Regions from separate parts of the Homo sapiens genome. Here region 2 is linked to region 1. The links are chromatin loops, found by intact Hi-C in ENCODE. Cell type or tissue: PC-3. All regions are shown on one strand. Links, peaks and the distances in the headings refer to the core of each region. The heading gives the core; the rest is flanking DNA.

Region 1 (8,340 bases), core at 326-8,325:
CAAAGTTGAATATATTTGATTTATAGTAAAATATTTCAGATGACCGTAGGTAAAGGAATATTGTAGAAGGAACATGAATTAGGAACCAGACACTACTGAGTTTGATTTGCAACTTCATCAGTGTATGAGTATGGAAGCTCTTTACATGTCTGGGACCCTTAACATCTCATCTGTTTAAGAGGAATAATTTTAATACTTAAAGTATGTAAGAGCCCTAGTACAGAAGCCAATTTTAGTAGAATTCTTCAAATTATTGAGTATTTATAATTTAACATATTTATATTGTGTGTGTGTGTGTGTGTGTTTAAATAGTGCACCCATTCTTTACTTATCTTAGAAATGACATCGTACGACTTGGGGGAATTGTCAAAGGTCATGCAACCAGTCAAAGGCAGAATGAAAACAAATACCTCAAGTTTCTTGATTTGCAGGCTTGTACTATTTCTACCCCACTACTCTTCTCCAGCAGATGTTAAGTGACAGCCAGGCCCATAAGAATTTAGATGCTGGCTCTTCATATTTTCTTCACTGAAAGAATTAGCTTCACAGAAATTGTCCTTGAAGGGTCTAAAGTGGATAAAAGTAAGCTTCATCCGAAATGAGGAGACATCTAACAAATTGTCAAACTTTCTGGAACTGTATCTCTTATAGCATTATTAAGAGAACTGATATATTTCATCATTTGTAAAGTGAGTGACTTCATTGTCATAAAGGTAGCACAAACCACCAGAGAGCAGATGTTTGGGTGAATATGGATATTTTATAATAGGTGGAATCATAGTACAGTATGAAGAGTCAAATCATTGTGGGTTTGATTCTATACTTTGGAGCCTAAATGAATTGTATGAATTTGCCAAAATTACTTAACTCACCTGAGTCTCAGTTTCCTAGTCAGCAAAATGGGTATATTATCCCTAATTTAAAATTAATGCAATATGAAATAATGAGCATTATATATCAGACAACAAATAACTAGTACATAAAAATAAAAACATTTTATTATCCTTCTGCCTTTGAAAGATGTTGCTTTAACCTCTATTGCTGACAACCTTTTCTGCAAAAGAAACTCAGTGGCTGTGAAGTCTTCTTAAGCCTATACTAGGAAATCAAATCCAGTTGCCGATTTTACATAGACGTTGAAAGTAAAGCCCCAATGACAAAGCCGGGCAACTCAATATCTTTGGCATTTCTGGTGTCAAGACCTAGCCAGAGCTGTTATGGATGATGTGGGTGAAAAGTCTCCCATTGTATTTTTTATTTTTCAAATCAAGGTCACAAGGGACAAACACATAAATTAATAAAAGAATGCCCTGGACACCCTAAGAAGCCCACGAGGTTGAGAATACCCCAAGCCCTAAGGGCAGGGATACAGAAGGACAGTACCACTCATGAGCTCACATTTGGGCTGGCTCAATGAATGCAGCACTGTTTTTCTGCATCGCTGAAATCACAGCAGGTTTTGACAAATCCCTTTATATCCCCCACTGAAAGTGAATTCATAAACATTTCCCCTTTTGAAGGGAATTTGAAGATCGTTCTATTTTGTGATCACACGTCAAAGTAGGGATGACATTTCTCTTGTTCTTAAGTGAACTGTTATTAGCCTACAAACTAAATCTGTGGAGGGTCTTAAGGGGGGAATTAACATTTCATTTTCAGAAGGTAAAAAAAAAAATGACAGCTTTGGCAGTCATATAGGTTTACTGCCTGGAAGGTAAATGCACCTTGGATCTCTTTTATTGCTGTGCCTGCCAGGGCTGCACAAAACTAATTTTAAGTTGATATTGGAGGAATCTAGAAGACTTTGCCCTTCTTCTAAGGGAGTCGAGCACTAAAGTTACAGTAGCTGTTCTTCTGCTTGAGATTCTGACTGCCTCATAAAGAGAACATGAAACATCTAGACATGATGGGATAAAATATGGGTATTAGCATAGCGTCATGCTACGACCAGGATAGTCCTGTTCTCTTAGCTATTTGACCTGAGGCAAGTAGCTTCACCCCGTTGAGTCTTACTTTTCCTCTCTATAAAATGGGAATGTAAGCACAATGTGATGCCACCATACTCCCACAAGAATGCCAATAATAAAAAAAAATAGATATTGCCATGGATATGGTGAAAAGGGAACACTTTGACACTGCTGGTGGGAATGTAAACTATATATGTACAATGGAATGCCACTCAGCCATAAAAAGGAATGAATTAATGGCATTCGCAGCAACCTGGATGAGATTAGACACTATTTTTCTAAGTGAAGTAATGCAGGGATGGAAAACTAAACATCGTATGTTCTCACTTATAAGTGGGAGCTAAGCCATGAGGGTGCAAAGGCATAAGAATAACACAATGGACTTTGGGGACTCGGGGAGAAAGGGTGGGGAGGGAGTGAGGGATAAAAGGCTACAAATTGGGTTCAGTGTATACTGCTCAGGTGATGGGTATACCAAAATCTCACAAAACACCACTAAAGAACTTACTTACGTAACGAAATACCACCTGTTCCCAAAAAACCTATGGAATTGTTTTTAAAGGGAATGTTGATGCCATCTTTATAATACCTTGGAGGATATATATAGCATTCTGATAAGGTCTAATTTCTCATGCCAGTGAGAAGGTGTTATGGATCAATTTGTGCCCCCCACCCCAAATTCCATATGTTGATGTCCTAAGCTCCATACCTCAGAATGTGACCTTATTGGGGCATAGGGTCTTTACAGAGGTAATCAAGTTAGAATGATGTCATTAGGGTGATCCCTAATCCAATATGACTGGTGTCCTTATGAAAAGGGAAGATTTGAGCTGGGCATGGTGGCTCACGCCTGTAATCCCACTACTTTGGGAGGCCGAGGTGGGCGGATTGCCTGAGCTCAAGAGTTCAAAACCAGCCTGGGTAACATGGCGAAACCCCCATCCACTAAAAATATAAAAAATTAGCTGGGTGTGGTGGTGGGCGCCTGTAATCTCAGCTATTCTGGAGGTTGAGGCACAAGAATCGCTTGAACCTGGGAGGTGGAGGTTGCAGTGAGCCAAGATGCAGCCTGGATCACTGCACTCCAGCCTGGGTGACAGCAAGACTCTGTCTCAAAAAAAAAAAAAAAAAAAGAAAAGGAAGATTTGGATAGAGATACCCATAGAGGAAAGATGTATGAGGTTACAGAGAGAACACCATGTGAAACGAGAAGACAGCCGTCCACAAACCAAGGAGAGAGGCCTGGAACAGATTCCCCTTCACAGCCCTCAGAGGGACCCAACCCTGCCAACACCTTGATTTTGGACTTCAAAGCTCCAGGACTGTGACACAATAAGTTTCTGTTGTTGAAATCACTTAGTTTGTGGTGCTTTGTTACAGTAGGGCTAGCAAACTAATATAGAAGGGGTGATGGATTTGGGACCTCCTTCTGAGAGGACTGACTATAAAATGCAGGGCCCAGAGTTGAATAGGACTCTCCCTCTCCAACCAAACAAAGCCCTCTCCAGAAATGACTGGCCCTTCAGAATACTCAGATTGGGATTTAATTGTCTTAGAAACAGTTGTCATGACAACTGGATATAAAGTTTAGTTCCAGAACTTAAACCTAAATATGTTAAAATCTCCACAAGACATTTTCTTTGACTGAGAGTGAATTAAGCAAAGCATGTGCATGCACACACAGACACAATCTCTTAAAAACATTAAAAAGGGACTATGTCCTCTGACTCACACATCAGTGTTCTGGAATAGGAGACATTCATTACCATCACCCTTCTATTCACTCAACTGACATTTATTCATTTAATTGGCATTTACTGAGCAACTACAATGTGCCAAGCACAGAAGGAAAATTCGTGGCAGATTAACTGCCTACATCAGAAAGCTTGAGATTGTTTGAATATCTGGATTGAAAAGTGGCATATTTACTTGTGACAGGTTAGGGAGCACCATGAGCTTCACGAGAAAGGGGGGCTGTGGCTTGCTCATTCATTTCTTCTTCCCCAGGGATGTAATGCAGTTCCATGTACCTTATAGCTGCCTAGCAGATATTTACTGAACAAATGAATGAATGGTTGAACAAAAGAAAATTCAAAGACAGCACTGAAACCAGTCTGGGATTCTCGAAGCATTAAAATGTCTAGTTGTGGATGTAACATTAATGTTAGCCAATATTTATTGAGCACTGACTATGTTCCTGGCTCCAAGCACTCCAGAGATGATGGTACAGGTTTTGCGTAATATTTGCAAAGCTCTTTGCTGAAGTGAGGCATAGCCTCATTTTATACATGAAGTGAATGAGGCTTTTAGAGCTATCATGAATTGCCTTTGGCCATACAGAAACGCACAGACCTGCATTTGAGCCCAGGTCTGTCCAAATTCAATGCTTGTGCTCCCTAATGTAGCTGCTCACCTCCCTCTTTCTTTAGACTCTGTTGCCTCCTCTCTCCGGAGAAAAGGAAGAGTGAGTGAGAGTCGATTTCTAAATCTATTAGTTGCTCATTTACACCCTCTTAAATGGTTTTCATTAATTTTCATAAATGACAGCACTAAGAAGAAATCTGAAGAATCTCGATGTGTGTTTTGTCTTCTTCACTGTCTCAGGAAACCAGCCAGTGATTCTTTTTTTCAATCTTACAAACAAAAACCCCAAAAAACTAAAATATGATCCATCTACAATACTTTCCTACAGGATCATAATGTAGCTCCCAATGATGCCCCCGCTTGGCAGGATTTTAACACCAATTCCAAAAATGTCAAGGAATGTCATTGGTTTGAATTTACATAATTGATAGAGTAGGGTATTGATTCAGGTTAGTAAACCCGAAGCCTTGAACCTGAGATGTGAGTTAATTGGGGTTAAATGGTGTCATCTCTTGACGGAGAAAAATGTTTTAGCCTGGTTCTGTTGGATTCTGCAAATTATTGCCGCCTTCCCAGTCCCCATTCGAATAAGAGAGACTTCTCTTCTGGAATTGCTGAGTGTGGAGTCAAACTGAATGTAACATAACAGGCTCTTTAATGAAAAAAGTGAGAGTAAAGCAACTTGACCTTCCACTTTAAAGGTGAGTTTTCCGGAAAAAAGTACAAATACTAGATAAAGTTGCTGTGAAATTAAAGGTGTGTCTTTAGGGAGGGGAAGAGGAAAGAGTGACTAGTGTATGATAAAGGCTGACTTATTTTTAATGCACAGTATAAACATTCCAGTGAGTGACTCTCCATGTGTCATGATGCTTGAATTCTGTTCAACATTGCCTATCTGCTGAGCCTGACACTGTGCTGGGCAACTGGCACAGAAGCTGACAATGCTGAGCTAGACCTCTATGATTACTTGAAGGGTTCCAAGACTAATAAAATATGGAGATGTAAAGGAAGCAATCACAGTAGGGCAGCATGCTATGGGGGCACAGCTGCAGTTATGGCCCACTCTGCTTGGGCAGGTGGAGTTAGACTGCTCGCATGGGAAGGAGCCCAATCCTGGGACCTTTGAATGTGGACGATTGAAGTTACCCAGAATTTGAGGAGCCTAGGATACCATGTCAGAGGTGTTTGCATGGGTGAGCACAGCTAGTGTTGGAACTCACCAGAGATTCAGCATGACTGGAATAGAGAGAAACGCGATCTCACAGCACCTTGTCCTTTTACTTCCTAGCCTTTGTCAAAGTTGCAACTCGTTCATTCATCATGATTTTTTGTTTGTTTGTTTGTTTGTTTGTTAGATGGAGTTTCACTCTTATGGCCCAGGCTGGAGTGCAATGGCGTGATCTCAGCTCACCACAACCTCTGCCTCCCGGGTTCAAGTGGTTCTCCTACCTCAGCCTCCTGAGTAGCTGCGATTACAGGCATGTGCCACTATGCCCAGCTAATTTTGTATTTTTAGTAGAGATGGAGTTTCTCCGTCTCAAACTCCTGACCTCAGGTAGTATGCCTGCCTCGGCCTCCCAAAGTGCTAGGATTACAGTCATGAGCCACCACGCCTGGCTCATTGTGATTAGGCTGAAAGCTCCATGAGGACTGGAATTCTAATAGGCTTGTCCACTACTTATTCTCAGTAGCTCAAACAGTGACTGGCAGATTTTAAACAGCCAGTATCAGTGGATCGAATAAGTAAATGAATGTGTATACAGGCATGTCACGACACGAGATCAGAATCAGGCCATTATCATATCATAGAGAGCCTTGAATGCCACTATATAGGTGCTCAAGAGATAGTTATTGAATAAATGAACAAATGAATGAATGAAAATCTAAAAGAACACTAAAACTGCTCTGGAAACCATGAAATCTACAGTGAGAGGGAGATTTTGAAGGATCCTACAGAGGGCATTGACATGGTTTATTTTAGCAAAGAATCACTTATTAGGTGCTTGTGATGTCGGTTATTTGAGGACAAATGAAATATAACCCTATTTGATGAAGATTATAATCCACGAAGTAAAGGGATTTACTTTATACCTTTAAATATTTTGGACACTTCTCTACATGGAAATATCTAGATATTTTTTCATTCAGTGCAATGAAAAACAGGATTTGTACTGAAAATAATTATTTTTACCATCATATGTATATTTTCTAATGGTACAAACCATAGTGAGAAACAGCTACAATTCCTCTATATTAGGGACCAGAAACTATGGCAGGAGGGGCAAATCCAGCCCACTGCTCATTCGTGTATAACTGAGCTAAAAATATTTTTCATATTTAAAAATTATTTTTCAAAATCAAAAAAAGAAAAAAAATTTATGTCATGTGAAAAGCATGTAAAATTCAAATTTCAGTGTCCATAAGTAAAGTTTTATTGGAACACAGCTATGCCTGTTCCTTTTTGTATTATCTGTGGCTGCTTTCTTGTTACGGAGCAGAGTTGCTAGTAACTACAATTTGGCCCACAAAGCCTACAGTAATTGCCATCTGGCCCTTTACAGAAAAAGTTTGCTGACCCCTGCTCTAGATTCACAGTAATTTTTAGTGGCACGATTTGTGCCAGTATACATTTTGGTGACCTTCCCTTAAAGGAGTTCCTTTTCCTGAATCAGTGGTTCCCTGCAAATTAGAATGTAACCACATTTGGGGAATTTCATTTCCTACTTCTCAAAATGAATGCCTTGCAAATGATGATTGATTACACCTTTGATTAGGAAGTAAGGGGACATACTGCTTAGTATGAAATGCAAAGCTATTTAGGTCAGGGCAGCATAGTTGAAATAACAGCAGCTAGGATCAGGAAGCCCATAGTTCACCCTGCAAGCTTGGGCAGCTCACATCCGTATCAGGACCAAAGCCCCCTTATTTGTCCAACTACAGGGCCGAGAAAGCAGTCTTTAAGATTTTTTTTTTTTCCCCTGGGGCTAAAAGTCTGTACTTCAGAAAAGTCACTGTGCTCAGAGCTCTACCTATTCCTAGTAGATATACATTTTACAAAGAAAACACTCATTGACCACTAGATACCTTTGATTATTTACCCATGTGTGGAGTTAACAAGAACTGCATGGGAATGAAGCACAGGCTGGAATTTCAAATCTTCAGGAAGCATGGGAACAATTAGAATTCTGTAGTTCATCTCGTAGCTTTGGGAGGCATTTTGTCTTTTTATCTGGAGGTGGCTGGGGAAAGAAACGTACTTACAACATTGTGGAAGGAAACAGTCAATTTTAAAAGAGGAAGTATGGTTGCAACCTGTAGTTACAACATCTTCACCCCATGCCAATTTCTCTATGCTTTAAAAATTGCAATCTCTTTCCTGCTTAGTCCCATGATTATTCTACCTTAGAGTTTCCTGGCAGAATACTGGCAGCTGATAACCAGGGCAGGATTCAAACAGCAAAAGTGACCAGTGAGCACTCCTGTGTGGTTTATCTGGGCCCCTAAGTGATCGCTCATTGTTCTCCCTTTTTAGGCCAGATTGTGGGTGGGAACATTAGAAAGGAGCTTGCAAAATATCAATGCTTAAGTGACTGTTCCAGTTGTTAAATCATAATACAGCGTGATTTCACTGAAATGAAGTAATTACAGGAGGAAAGAAGAAAAGTCAAATGATATAAAAACAGGTCTTTTTGGATTGTCTAAGTACTAATGCGCTCTCTGATGCATATGCATTTCTCATTTCTGAAGCACTCACCGCACAAAAGGTTCCACTCTGTTAAGAGTGGAGGTTCGTGTTATTTTGGCTCAAGCTCTTATCCCCAAATTTGGGCAAAGATAGCTGCACTTACAAGCCCTCAAACATTTCTCGAAGAGGCTATAATTATTCTAAATCAACACATCTCATGTTTTAATATTTTCATCTGAAATATACAATTCAATCTCCCTGCCCTCCAGCCTTTACATTTAGCAGACAGCATCCTTGTTCAAATCTTGGCCCTCCTCTGTCCCA
Region 2 (8,340 bases), core at 258-8,257, 650 kb before region 1:
GACTCCACCCCTTCAAAGAACCACTCTGTGAACTTGTAAAAATTCTTTTCCAGTCACTATCTTTCCTTTCCTCCTTCCTCTCATCACATAACTTTTCTCCAGTGAAACCTAGGCTTGAAGTGAGTTGAGGCAGAGTTTTCAGAACCTAAGCGACTCAGGCTGGAGGTTTTCAGGCACTTTCAAGCAGAATCTGGTCTGGCTGGCTGCCCAGTGCTCAGCCTGCCTCCAAGGCCCTGGCCTGAAGGCTGCTGGACCCTCACTGGGCTTGGGATTGAGTCCTCTGTTTGGTGAGTCATCTGCCAAAGAAGCACAATTAGTGAGAACTGCCTCTGGTGGAGCCAGCTGCATTTGCCCACCAGGGCCTGTTCCTGGGCCTCCTCCTCATTAGCCTTGACTTGGTCTCTGGTAGTAAGAGGAGCTGGCTCTTTGACGTTTGACACCTGCCTCTGGCCGTGAGTCCCAGAACCACCAAGCCTGGCTGTTCTCCGCCTTCCAAAGGCTAGGGCATGCAACCTGCTCCACTCTCTCCAGTGCGTTTTCCACTGCGATCTCCTATTCTCTATTTAACAGCTGCAGGTGTGTTCTGGCTTAACGCAGAGACTGACATCAGTCCACTCTATTGCTTCTCCAACCTCCTTTCCCCCAGGGCCCAGCAGAGTGGCAAATCAATGACTTAAAAGACTGATCCATTATGAATACTGAATAGTACCATATCTTTACTCCCTTCTCATATAATAGTATTATACATCCGTACCCCCTTGCCATATGACTTTGCAATATCTATAGGAAAGGTAGTGTACTTATCTCAGTCTCATTTCTCATTGACTTTGGACATGACCATGAAGCTTGTTTTAGCCAAGAAAATGCTAGTAGGTGTGGCAAAAGCAGGTTTTGTTTCTTTCTTTTTTTTTTTTTGGAAACAGGGTCTCACTCTGTCACCCAGGCTGGAGTGCAGTGGCACCGTCATGGCTCACTGCAGCCTTGACCTCCCAGGTTCAAATGATCTTCCCACCTTAGCCTCCCAAGTAGCTGGGACTACAGGTGTGAGCCACCACACCTGGTTAATTTTTGTATTGTTTTGTAGAGATGGTGTCTTGCTATGTTGCTTAGGCTGGTCTTGAACTCCTGGGCTCAAGAGATCCTCCCACGTTGGCCTCCCAAAGTGCTGGAATTACAGGATGAGCCACTGTGTCTGGCTTAATTGTATTTGTGGAGTTTTGCTCAGACTCTTGCAATTCTGCTATTTGCTATGAGAAGACAATGCCCGTATTTGCTGCTGGTCTTGGAGAGAGACATGGAGCACACCCAAACCTGCCCCACTTCCCCAAAGCCAGAACGGTAAATCTACAGACTTAAAAGCAATAAATGATGTTGCACCACTGAGAGTTTGGACTTGTTACATGGCAGTATTGGAGAAAAACATCTGCCTGTCATAGGCATCATCTGGGAGCTAGGGCTGTGTCATCTTTGTTTCTGGCTGTCTCAGATCTTAGGCATGTAGTAGAAATGCCAGAAACAATTTGCTGAATGGAAACAGGGACAGGGAGGGAGGGACTCTGGTGGACTTACTGTGTTTGGTTGACACTCTGCTCTCAGTCTGGGTCAGACTCCCACATTCAATCCATCACCAAGCCCAGTGGAATCTGCTGCCAAGATATAGCCCAGATTTGTGTGTGCAATCTCACAGTTGTAAGGTATTGAATCAAATTGTTATGCCACTCTACAAACAAAGTAAAAACACTTCTGTCCAGTCCATGGATCCTGAATGTGCCCTTCCTCTAAGCCCCTGACATTGGTTAAAACGTGAATGGGAGGATCCAGGAAGGCAGAATAGCAGTCAGCCTAATGGCATATCCTGTTCCTTGGAGAGCTCCTTTGGTCTGTTGAAATAGTTCAGATCTGACCAACAGAGCACTAGACTGAGAACTCAGGGTTTTGAGTTTGCATCCTGCTGCTAGTTTGACTTACTCTGTGACACTGAGTAGATCACTTTCTCCCCCAGTCCTTAGTTTTCCCATCTGCATAGTGGCTTTATCACTTACAAGCTGAGAAGGTAAGAATCTGAGAACAATTCACTAAACCTGTCCAAGTGTTAGTATCCTCATCTATAAAATGAAATACTGGCCAGGTGTGGTGGCTGACACCTGTAATCCCAGCACTTTGGGAGGCTGAGGCGGGTGGATCACTTGAGGCAAGGAGTTCAAGACCAGCCTGGTCAACATGATGAAACCCTGTCCCTACTAAAAATATGAAAATTAGCTGGGCGTGGTAGTATGTGCCTGGAGTCCCAGCTACCCGGGAGGCTAAGGCAGGAGAATCGCTTGAACCTGGCAGGGGGAGGTTGCGGTGAGACGAGTTCACACCACTGCACTCCAGCCTGGGCAACAAAAGCAAAACTCTCTCTCTCAAAAAAAAAAAAAAAAAAAAAAAAAAAAAAAAAAAAAAAAAAAAGAAATACTGCTGCTCATCTCTCCAGGTTAAACAAGGATGGAATAAAATGACAAATGCAGCCAATAGTTCGCTGCCTGGATGCACAGTCCAGTGGATGCTGCTGATAGTTTTTTGTTGTTGTTGTTTATTTCTGAGGCAGGGTCTCCTCTGTCATCCAGGCTGGAGTATGGTGGCATAATCATAGCACACTGCAGTGCCCAACTCCTGGGCTCAAGCCATCCTCTCATCTCAGCCTTTTGGCTAGCTGGGACCACAGGCATGCATCACCAAACCTGGCTAATTAAAACATTTTTTTTTTGTAGAGATGAGGTCTCACTATGTTATCCAGGTTGGTCTTGAACTGCTACCTCAAGCAGTCCTCTTGCCTCAGTCTTCTAAAGTGCTGGGGTTACAGGTGTGAGCCACTGCCCGCTACTGATAATTACTAACAACAATAGTAGATGGAAAATGACCGATTTCAAAGCAATGCCATAGATTAGCATGACCGTCTCCAGTGAAATAAACTTGCTTATAACTATCTTGAAGAAAAACAGAATAATTGATTCACATAACTTGAAACGTCAGGGGTTGAGCCAGGGCCTCATATACATTGTGATCTCTCTCACTTTCCTTCTCTATTTCCCTCTGCTTTCACCCCCAGTCCCTTCTTGCCTTTGCCTGGAGGATGCCCTTCATACCTTTATAGAATGTGATTGGCATGAACCCAAACCGAAATAGGACAGCTTTCCTTCCAAGCAATGATTCTGATTGGCTGCCCTTGGACCCATCACTGTTGCTGGAGGATGAAGAGCCACATGTGGCTGTGGCTGGATGTGAGCCTTGCACTGTAGCAAGCGTGTGTGGGGTGTGCTGTCCCCAACATTCTCTCCAGAACCCAGCAGCATGAGGGAGGTGTGGCTCTCTAAAGGAGACAGGCTGGGCTGCCCCTGAATGCTCTGCCTGACCTGCCTGGGACAGTGTGCAAAATCCTCAAGCCACTTGGTTCGTGGTAGATTTCATTTGGCAATTCAAGGTGGGGGGATATGCCCATAGACCTCTTTGCTGTAGGATGACTAGTATAGACTGTCAGGGGGATAGGAGGACCAGGTGGATTCAGCAGCAGTGATGTCTTAGATGATGAAAGGATTACACAGCAATTTGCATAAAAGCAGAATTGTCTGACATACACATGTGCAGAAAGCAGAGGCTGGATATTGTATAACATAATAAGCCAACTTGTGTTTACATGGCTGGGGAAGGCCTCATGCTTCTTTGTTTTTTATTGTGGTTGTTTTGTTTTGTTTTGTTTTAAGACAGAATGTCACTCTGTCGCATAGGCTAGAGTGCATTGGCATGATCTTGGCTCACTGCAACCTCTGCCTCCTGGGCTCAAGGGATTCTCCTGCCTCAGACTCCTGAGTAGCTGGGATTACAGGTGGCACACACCACCACACCTGGCTAATTCTTTTGTATTTTTAGTGGAGACAGGGTTTCACCATGTTGGCCAGGCTGGTCTTGAACCCCTGACCTCAGGTGATCCAGCTGCCTCAGCCTCTCAAAGTGCTGGAATTACAGGTGTGAACCACCATGCCCGGCCAGGGCTCATGCTTCTAAATGGAAACGGGTCAGCCAGCAGCGCATCCCTTGTCCCTGCTCTGTCTCCCATTGCCTTTCCCTATGAATCCTCTAGGTGGGGCCTCATCTCTGCCCCTTTAGACCTGGCTCTTCTTTTCTGGCATGCCACCTCTCTCTGCCTCCCTCCTGTCCATGTCCTATGGAGCTGCAGGCACAGCTGTTACTGCGTTCCCCTGTTTACAAGCCTCTGCGGATTCTTATTACCCATCAGAATAAAGTCTCAGAAACTTCATTATTTTCATATAAAATCCTTACTTTGCCCTCTTCTCCAGACCAGAATAAGCACATGTTGGAATATGATTCACCTGGATTTGAGTCTTGCTGCTTCTTTCATATGATTTTGAATTGGACATTCATCCTCTCTGGAGCTCAGTTTCTTGTAAAGTGCAGTTAAAATCTTTCTCTTCTCTCCCTCCTCCGTCTCTTTCCTCCTGCTCTCTTTTCATTCTCTTCCACTCTATCTCCCCCACTTTCCCTCTCTCTGCCATCTCCCTTATCTTCATTCCTTTCATTCTCCCCTCTCTTCTACTTTCTGTCACTTTCTCCACTTCTCTTTCTCCATTTCTCTCTCTCTCCTCCCTTCCTCTCTCCCTCCCCTGCACATATACTCTACAGTGATGTCTTGAGAATCAGGTGATAGCACAAATCAGAGCACCCAGAGAAGCAGAGGTGTAGATGGGAAACTCAGCATGTGCCTGTTGCCTAGTGTTCTCTGTTGCCTTGTACCTTTGTTGTGTAAAACAACATTTGTCTGGACTTAGCCCTAGGTGCCTGGTACAGAGCTTGTAAAACTCTTGGATTCCTTCCTTCCTTCCTTCCTTCTTTCCTTCCTTCCTTCCTTCCTTCCTTCCTTCCTTCCTTCCTTCCTTCCTTCCTTCCTTCTTTCTTTCTTTCTTTCTTTCTTTCTTTCTTTCTTTCTTTCTTTCTTTCTTTCTTTCTTTCTTTCTTTCTTTCTTTCTTTCTTTTTTGAGACAGAGTCTTGCCTGTCGGCAGACTGGAGTGCAGTGGTGCAATCTCAGCTCACTGCAACCTCTGCCTCCCAGGTTCAAGTGATTCCCCTGCCTCAGCCTCCTGAGTAGCTGGGACTACAGGCACATACCACCATGCCTGGCTAATTTTTTTGTATTTTTTAGTAGAGACAGGGTTTCACCATGTTGGCCAGGATGGTCTCAATATCCTGACCTCGTGATGGACCTGCCTCAGCCTACCAAAGTGCTGGGATTATAGGCATGAGCCACCGTGCCTGGCCAACTCTTGGATTTCTTTAGTGATAGGAGTATCTTTGTTACGCAGGATCCCCTTGGATCACACATGAGTTTATGCTGAGATGAGATGACTTGGGCTGGAGGCTGGTCACCAGGAAGACCAATCAGGTGGTTAGATTGGAGCTTGGAGCCAGCCTTACTTCCAGTAAGGTGAGGGAGGCTGGAGATTGAGTTATCAATCATGTCTATGTAATGAAACCCCAATAAAAACTGTAGACACTGAAGCTCAGTGGAGCTTCCTTGTTGGTGAATACACTGATGGGCCAGAGAGTGACAGGCCCTGATTCTACAGGGAGAAGGCACGGATGGATGGATGGATGGATGGATGGAGGGATGGATGGAGGGACGGATGGAGGGATGGATGGAGGTATGGATAGGTGGATGGATGGATGGATAGGTGGATGGATGGATGGATGGATTGGTGAATAGATGCATGGATGGATGGAGGGATGGATGGATAGGTGGATGGATAGGTGGATAGATGGATGGATAGGTGGATGGATGGATGGATAGGTGGATGGATGGATGGATGGATTGGTGAATAGATGCATGGATGGATGGATGGATGGATGGGTGAACAGATGAGTGAATGGATGGATGGATGGATGGATAGGTGGGCAGATAGATGGATGAGTGGGCAGATGGACAGGGAGAGGGCACGAAAGCTCTATATTCAAGACCTTCCTGGGTCTCACCTTGTTGTTTGGCTGGTCCTGATTTGTATCCTTTATAATAAAATTGTAGTAATAAGTATAGTGCTTTCCTGAGTTCTGTGAGCTATTTTAGTGAATTATCAAATCTGAAGGGAATACTAGGAGCCTTCACATTTGTAGCCAGTTGGTCAGAAGGGCAGGTGATGTGGGACCCCACTTGAGCTGGTGTCTGAGGTAAAGACAGTCTTGTGGAGGACTGAGCCCTTAGCTTCTGGGGTCTGCACTATGGGTGGTTAGTACCAGAACTGAATCACACTTCACGATTTTAGGGTGAAATAGAATAATCTTCCACTAGACTGCCCAGCTCTGGGCTCTACTCTTGTGACATCCCTTTCTGTCTGGATTGTTCCTCTGCTCCTTATTTGACCAGAAACTCTTATTCACCCTGCAAAACTCAGCCCAGATGCCCAGCTCTTAGAGGTTTTCCTTCTCAACTTCTTATTACGGAAAATTTCAAACATATGCAATTAGGGAGAATAATACAACCAACTCTCATACACTCATTGCCAGCTTCAACAAGCACCAACTTCCTGTTGTTCTTGTTTCATAATTTACCACCCCTACCCCCGAACTTTCAGAGACTCCTCATGGTCTCTGTAATGAGAACCAAGGTGCCTTCTGGGGTCAAGGAAGTGAAGACTAGGCCAAGGTCATCCTTCAGGGAGTGTGGCAGACCTGGGGTTTAGCTGCCTTGCATCAGTGACTTGTATGCAGAGGAAAATGAAATGAGAAATGCACTTACATAAAATCTGAATTGGCATGACAAGCAGATTTACAGAGAGAACTGCGTGTCGTTTGAAATAATAAGACCAGCATTGTTTAGAAGGCAGCAGATGGGAAAGAGCACACATCTTGTCAGCCAGAACTCGGGTTTATCTAACAGCCCTGTGTTAGTTCAGTTCACCAAATATGTCTCCATGGGTGAGGGGATAGGGTGGGCTTCACACCTACTCTGGAGGCTGGATATTAGCAAACAAGTGGTCATGAGCAGGGGAGTGAGGAAGGGTTGGGAGGAAGGGTGGGAAGGAAGGGGCTTCCAGGGGTTGCTGACATATCATCTCTCCTCTTAAAGATTTTTACTCTACCCTTTCTCTCTTCCTCCATCCCTTCCTCCCTCGGCTGCCTGTGGAGCTCTAGCCATGCCAAAGCCTGGGCTGGGAGGTGGTGATGGTGGTGGTTGTGATGATCATCATGATAAAGATGATAAGAATATGTAATAACAAGCACTTACATTGGCTTTAGCGCGTGGCAGGCACAGTTCCAAATGTTTCACATGTGCTCACTCATTTCATCTTACAAAAAACCTATCAAGGTCAATCGTTACATTATCTAACTTCCAGAGAAGAGACTGAGAAAGAGATGAAGTCACTTGCCCAGAGTAGCAGAGCTACTAGACATGCAGAGAGGAATAAGGCACATGGCTGCCAGCTTGCATGGGCTCCCACAGGCCAAATTTAGATCAATTTTTGAGTGTCAAACAGAACAATACTGTATTCATGAGTCTATGGTTGGTAATAGACTAGGGGAGAGAGAAAGAGAAAGAGAAAAAGGGAGAGAGAGAAGGGATGGGGGAGGAGAGGAACTCTTCTTTACAGAAAAATGCCAACTAATCAATGTAGACAGAATGAGAAAATTATCATTTTTCAACCTCCAGTGCAATAATATCTTCAAGCAAGGAGCATAAAGGATGCTGAAACTGTCAGGTGAAAGGTGCTGGGGAACAGTATATCCTTATGGTTTCAAAGCATCACCCCGCATGTTAACTAGAAATTACAAGGAAAAAAATGGACCTTTACCAGTGGTGAGACCTGACATTCACCATCTTAACTAAATGATCAAATGTAGCATCACCAAAAGTCAGGACATCTGACATTATGAGCTTTCTTCTATGATACAGTAATAAGTTGAAGACATCATCTACATGGTTTTCTCACTAAAAATGTTGCTCTGAATCTAATCACAAGGAAACAAGTAGACAGATTCCCATGTGGGACATTCCATGAGACAACTGGCTCGGACTCTTCGAAAAAACAAAAAAAGCCACTGCCACAAGAAATAAAAAGGGTATAGATGTGTGTGTCGTGTGTGTAGGTTTATGTGTGTGTATATGTATGATGTGTGTAGGTATGTGCATGTGTATATATGTGTTTGTGTATATGTAGGTGTATATATGTGTGTATATGTGTGTATGTATGTGTGTATATGCATGTATGTATGTATAGGTATGTGGGTATATGCATATGTTTGTGTATACATGTATGTGGGCATATGCATGTGTATGCATGTAGGTATGAGTG

Evidence for each region. Peaks named below come from ENCODE experiments on the same cell type or tissue, not always from the same donor. Only the 100,000 strongest peaks of a DNase experiment are listed, where the experiment ranks them.
Region 2: it touches region 1 in a loop (4-fold over the local background); 2 of 110 quality-filtered maps call a loop at or near these places.

Annotation. Positions count from the first base shown.
Region 1 is chr16:65,372,673-65,381,012 of GRCh38, reverse strand. It overlaps LINC00922 (long intergenic non-protein coding RNA 922), which reads left to right. Exons shown (of 10, transcript NR_174971.1): 3 at 5,687-5,809. The region is part of intron 3 of LOC124903780 (a long non-coding RNA gene); the gene reads right to left. Among named protein-coding and RNA genes, the nearest start is that of LINC00922, 200 kb to the left of the region's middle. RefSeq lists an enhancer at 4,834-6,033. In PC-3, for the core only: no CTCF peak of the experiment used is centred there; DNase peaks (open chromatin) are centred at 4,202 and 5,122; H3K4me3 peaks cover 419 bases; H3K27ac peaks cover 3,254 bases.
Region 2 is chr16:66,022,207-66,030,546 of GRCh38, reverse strand. No RefSeq gene overlaps it. Among named protein-coding and RNA genes, the nearest start is that of CDH5, 340 kb to the left of the region's middle. RefSeq lists an enhancer at 1-421. In PC-3, for the core only: a CTCF peak has its summit at 4,124; a DNase peak (open chromatin) is centred at 1,496.